Regions from separate parts of the Homo sapiens genome. Here region 2 is linked to region 1. Evidence: chromatin loops called from intact Hi-C (ENCODE). Cell type or tissue: sigmoid colon. All regions are shown on one strand. Links, peaks and the distances in the headings refer to the core of each region. The heading gives the core; the rest is flanking DNA. Region 1 overlaps KCNQ1 (potassium voltage-gated channel subfamily Q member 1). Region 2 overlaps KCNQ1 (potassium voltage-gated channel subfamily Q member 1).

Evidence for each region. Hi-C counts contacts between places; a loop is a spot of excess contacts. Peaks named below come from ENCODE experiments on the same cell type or tissue, not always from the same donor. Only the 100,000 strongest peaks of a DNase experiment are listed, where the experiment ranks them.
Region 2: a loop joins it to region 1, with 4 times the contacts of the local background. A loop is called at or near these places in 14 of 110 quality-filtered maps.

The regions. Positions count from the first base shown.
Region 1 is chr11:2,778,032-2,780,877 of GRCh38, reverse strand. KCNQ1 (potassium voltage-gated channel subfamily Q member 1) reads right to left here. Exons shown (of 16, transcript NM_000218.3): 15 at 2,841-2,846. Among named protein-coding and RNA genes, the nearest start is that of KCNQ1OT1, 79 kb to the right of the region's middle. In sigmoid colon, for the core only: a CTCF peak has its summit at 1,547; DNase peaks (open chromatin) are centred at 1,527, 2,037 and 2,547; H3K4me3 peaks cover 864 bases; H3K27ac peaks cover 789 bases.
Region 2 is chr11:2,706,848-2,709,741 of GRCh38, reverse strand. The region is part of intron 11 of KCNQ1 (potassium voltage-gated channel subfamily Q member 1); the gene reads right to left. Among named protein-coding and RNA genes, the nearest start is that of KCNQ1OT1, 8.3 kb to the right of the region's middle. RefSeq lists a silencer at 1,361-1,531. In sigmoid colon, for the core only: no CTCF peak of the experiment used is centred there; DNase peaks (open chromatin) are centred at 587, 869 and 1,411; H3K4me3 peaks cover 1,217 bases.

The sequences.
Region 1 (2,846 bases), core at 347-2,846:
GCAAGAGTTTTGACGAGCCCGCAGGACTGTGACGAGAAGGGAGACCCCCAGACCCCTCTCTCCAATGTGGGTCCCTGGCCAGGACACCAAGGAAGAAGAGGGCTCCCTGCCAGGGAAACTGAGGCAGCCCTGAACAAGCTCAGCTGGCCTGCACTGGTGAACTCCCTGCAGGGGGACACTCTAGGCCTCCCTGGAGGGGTGCCAGCCAGCTGTGCATCCCGGAGACCTCTCATCCTATGGCTAGGCAAGCTGGCCTGGGGTGGGACTCACTGCACAGCCCAGCTGAGGGGCTGAGCTGAGCTGAGAAAACAGTTGGAGGCTGGGGCCTTGACTCCCTTCCGGCAGGCAGCCAGACCAGCGGGATGAGGTGGGGGAGGGTGCTGGTAGGGAAGGCCAGGGGCTCTGGCTGGGGTTGGCAGGGCCGGCGGGCATTGGCACCGCTGCACGCCTGCTGGGCCTCCGAGGGCCGGGCGGCTGCTGGATTTCCTGCCCCTACTTCCCGAAGTCAGCAGGATTGCGCTTGGGGTATTTACGGTCCCGATGGCTGCACTGATAACGGAGAAAACTCGAGCCAGGCTGTGCCACCAAGCCCTCCAGGCCCAGCCAGGCCCTTTCCTAGGGTCTGTCCCTGAGGGGTGCACCAGTCAGTGGCAGGGCAAGGACCGGGTAGGCTACCACCTACCCACCTAGGTCAGCACAGCTCTGTCAACTCCTTGATGGGCAGCCAGGTTCCAGGTAGACCCCTCAGCGGGGCTGAGATTTAGTGTCGACTGTGGGTGCCACTCACCACCTCAGAGACCCCAGGCAGAGGACTCGAATGTAATGGCAGGGAGCCAGGGCCCACCAGGGCTGTGCATGCAGAATCTACCAGAATCCTCGTGGCCCCGGCTCAGAGCCTGACAGGGCACCAGGATGTGGCCCCAGCCTTGTTCTTAAACCTTGCCCTAGGGATCAGGGACTCCGGAAAATGCTTCCCTTTGTTGCTCAGATGTGAAGAAATTGGGTGCATAATTTTGTGCCTTCAAGGCCAGCGCTGGCCCCTCTGCAGGCCCCCACACCGACCTTGGCTGACTGAGGACTGTGTCCTTGTTCCCAGGCCCCAGCAGGCTGCTGGACGGCTGCTGTGCACGTCAGGAAGGGGCCATTGCACTTCAGGAGGCCCTGTCTGCCACCCACCATCACCCCCGCAGGATGCCAGACTCCAGGTCTGGGCTTAGAGGGTGGCCTGTCCCATGGAGCAGGGGCAGAGCCGTAAGAAAGGTCTGGGACAGTAGTGTAGGCAATGGAACCAGAGCTTGGCAGGGAGTGGCGGGGAAAGGCGGGGGCTGTCCCCAGCCTGTGCTGTCCAGAAAGGGCCACCGACACTCCTGCACGTCAGGGATGTTCACGCCCCGCCTGCCTGGCTGCAGCCGAGATGGAAGCAGGAGTGGAGGCTGGGGAACTGGGTGCCACTCCCTGTCTCTACCACGGCTTTCCTTGATGTCTAGAAACTCCTGGCCATGCCAACAACACAGGGTACCCGGCCCTGCTGTACTGGGTGTGCCAGCCAGGAGTCACCCAGCCCTTGCGCAAAGAGAAAGCCAGGGAAACACCGTGTTCCCCGGGCAGCAGAGAGGCCAAGGCTTCTGGGCCTCTGAGCTTGCCAATCCTGTGAGCTGACCTCTCCCGGGTCTTGCTTCCTGTCCTGCCAGATGGGCGCTATCTCCCACTGGGCCATCTGCCTGGCAAAGGTCTGCACCAGCCCTGCTCAGGTCTGTGCTGACAGAGGGTGGCCAGGCCCATGGGACTCAGGGTACTGTGGTCACACAGCCCCATGGGGCCAGGCACCTGAACACCAGCCTTCGCTCTTTCTGCATGACCCAATTTGCTGGTCTCAGGGCCCCACGGCCGCCCCAGGCCATGGGCAGATGGTGCCAGGTGGGGAGAGGGTGACGCTGCAGGTCCTGGGGGCCAGGACGGGTGGGGCAGGAGCAGGAGCCTGGGCCGGGCTGTGCCTGCCCCGCCTGCCCGGCTGCAGCCGAGATGGAAGCAGGCCAGAGCCAGGCGTTGCCAGGGAAACCGGGCGGCAGACGCACTCCCTGCCCAACTGAAACTCCTCTATTTTTAGCCTCTCAGCTACTTTCAGATAAAGTCCATGTAGACGGACTTGCTGTTCGGCAAGATAACAGCCCGCTTCAAACCACAGAGACTTCAAAGGGCAGTGGTGGGCTCAGCCATGGGCCCGAGAAAGGCCCTCCCACCGCCCAGATCCCCCGGCAGCTCCCAGGGTGCCTGGGGGAGAGGCTCCGGCCTGAGGGACCGAGTGATGGGCACAGAGCCTGGTGGGGAGTGGGGGCCTGGTGGGTTCGGGGTGAACAGAAGATGCCTCTCTTCCCATGAACCCATCCCAGCTGGGCCCTGCACCTCCCTGAGCCCTCGGCCGGCCCCAAGTGGAGGCCCCAGACAGCTGGGCCCAGGAGAAGGCTGGGATGTGAGGCCAGCTTCTGCCACCCTCCACTCAGGACACAGCCAGGAGGCTCGCAGAGCACAAAGCAGACTACGAGAGGCAGCGGGAAAGAGCTGGGGGGAGGGGGCACTTGGTGCCACCTGCCAGTAAAGACGCCACTTGTCAGAGGATGAGAAACCAGCCTGGCCTGGCTCCTTCCATGGGGGACCAATGCCCCGCCAGGTGGGCAGTGGGCCTGGGCCCCTCTTGGGAGTTGCTGGGCAGGCTGCAGTAGGCACTGGCGGGAAGGTGGGGAGGCCTGCAGGAGCTTCACGTTCACACGCAGACCACAGGGAGGTGCCTGCTGGCCCCAGGACGCTAACCAGAACCACCGCAGGCCGGCGCGTGAGCCTACCTTGTC
Region 2 (2,894 bases), core at 246-2,745, 71 kb after region 1:
GCTTAGTGTGTGATTCCAGCTATGTGAAATGTTCAGAACAGGCAAACCCGTGGAGATAGAAAGCAGAGCCGTGGCTGACTGGGGCTGGGGAATGAGAGAAGGGAAGTGGGGAGTGACGGCTAAAGAATGCAGGGTTGCTTTTAGGGGCACTGAAAATGTTCTGGAACTAGATAGTGTGATGGTTGCGCAACTCTGAACGTACTAAAAACCGTTGAATCGTACACTTTAAATGGGTGAATTGTATGGTATGTGAATTTTATCTTAATAAAGCTGTTACAAAAACAAAAATGAACACCAAAAAATACAAAATAAAAAAAAAACAGCCCTGCAGGACCGTAGCACCAGAGCAGACACCGAGAGTGGCTCCCAATTCCAGGAAGCCCCCGCAGGTCCTGGCGTCTGAGCCTCTGCCCGCTTCTTGCTGCACGGTTCCCAGGTTTGATATTTCTCATGCTGAAAGCCCAGGAACAGGGAGCCAGAAGTCCTCTGCAGCTGGGGCTGGGGGGTGGGGGTGGGGGGGGCCTGGAAGCCGTGCAGGAGAGATGGAGGCTCCCACGCTCCAGGGCCAAGCTGACGTGACTAAAGCTAAACAGACCCCGTGCCACAACAGGGTTACAGCGAATTCTGTGCAGCACACTCAGCCGCTCGCCAGTGATGGCAGCCTCAGGGAGGGGCGGTGGAGCAGGCAGCCCCAAAGGTAATTTGCACACGGAGTTTATAAGGCCCCTCAGCTCTTTTAAACATATGCTTCTCTGATTATAAACAGCTGATGGCTCACAAGATTCAGATTTTCCAGCAGGGCTTCCAAAAAAAGATTGCACTCCAAGCAGAGAAAGGTGACCGGGTGCTTTGCCGCAGACGTAAATCCAGCCATGTTCTCGCACAGCTGGAGCTGCCCCTGTTGCCAGGCTTCGAACATGTCACATCTTTAAAATGTTTGCTGCTATTGACATGTCCCAAGGAGGGCTTTAGCCCTGGCCATTGGCCTGGGGAGAGAACAGGGAGATGGAAATGGACCGCCCCCCGCAACCCGCGTATAAACTGTATCTTCTGCCTCCTAAGAGCTGAGGCTGCCTGAAACCCTCACCTCTTGCTCAGAGGTGCTTAGACCCAGATCAAGGGTCAAAATTAGAGGCCCTGGGGTGAGTCTTCTGGTCACTGCCCACCCTGTGCACCCCAGGGGTCTCCGCACCGACCCTCTTGGGGTTGGTCCCTTTGCTGCCTGCCTGGCCCACCAGGGGGATAAGCCTGGGCTCCACCTCCAGCCTCCTCAGCCCCACCCTCCTCGGGGGCTGTGGGTGCCCTGAAGAGAAGTTACAAAGAAAAGAAAGGAGCAGGGAGCAAAACAGAAACGCCAGCAAGGAGCCTCAGGACCACGTGCCTAAGTGAGCTCCCAATTCACTGCTTTGCCAAGTTCCGCTCAGCCATGCCAGCGGCCCGGGCCGCAGACACCAGTGAGGAAAGGGATCCTGTTGAGAAGAGTGTCAAAGTCAAGTCTCCAAAGCGGCTGCTGAAGAAGTGTGCACGGTGGGTTCAGGAGCTCTCTCCCTACTGAGGAAAGAGTCACAGAGGACTCCCCAGCCCAGTTCCATAAAAAACAATGTTGTGTTCAAGTGGAACAATTCATGAGCGTGGTCTCCTGGGTGCCCCCGATCTTGGCCATCTGTTTGGGAAATCTTGGGAAACAGGGGAACAGCCCTGAGGGGCCTGGTGCTTTGGGAGGTTGGCTGCCCACACCACCTCCTCGACCTGTGCACATTCACCCGGCCACACACAGGAACTCTGGGGGGTGGCACATGCAGGTTCGGCGCTCAAGAAGCCAAATGTGGGCCAAGGCACACCTGCCCTGTCCCCCATGCTCCATGAAAGGAGCTGCCTCTGCAAACAGGGGCTGTGTCCCTCACACCAAGGCCGTGTGGCAGAGGGGGAGGGATAGACCCTGGCTCCAGGATACCCAGGTGCAGCCCAGCTCTAGTAGCTTCTACATCCTAAGGCCTGCCCAATCCCTTGACCTTGCTATGCCTCAGTTTTCCCATCTCTACAGTGGGTGGTAGTGTGGATGAAGCCCTCAGAACCATGCCTGACATACTAAGTGCTACAGGACTAATTGGGAGATAAACAAAGCCTCCCTGCTTGGAGTGTGCCAGTGCACATCCATTTATCGCTCTCCTGGGTCCAGGCTGCTCTGAGAGCCTGGCAGGTCTCAGAGCTGGACCTATGAACTGACGGCCCAGAACACCAGCTAGGAGTAAGGTTGGAGGCAGGGGCTGCCTGGGGGTGGGGTGGGGGCACAGTCCCCAAAAGGGAGGGCTCTTGGAAGAGTGGTGGCAGCTCTGTGCCCAGGCAGGGCCTGACTAGGGCAGTTCTGTCCTGTTCTGTAACTTGCCTCCTGAGGGCTAAAGGAATTTCTCAACACTGCAATGTCTGCTTTTTATTCCAGTGGACGTTACAGCAGAAGCAATCCCTGCTTCTGGCACAGGCCTGTCCCCAAGACCCAGGGATAAGAGAAAAACAGTAGTGAGCTTTGGTGCTACTTCTCATCCACCTACAGCATCCCATCACCACCCCATCACACCTGCTCCCCCTTCTCTGTGGCTGACCCCAAGAGGGCCCTTTGACATTCCTGGGCATAGAAAACAAATTTGGGACAGAAGTGGCTGTTGAGAACCCCGCTCCTGGTCCTTGTGGGTGCTGCCCTTAGCCTTATCCATGTCCCAAGGAAATGGATTTGGTGTTCTCTTGGGGAGAAAAGGTCACCCGTTACATTTCCTAAATCACATTCCAACTGTCAGTTTCTCCCACCCATCACGCACCCTCTCCACCCACTCCACCCAAAATGCCACAGCTCTCTGCTGCCTTAGAGACTGCAGGAGTCAAAACCGCTCTCCTTTCTG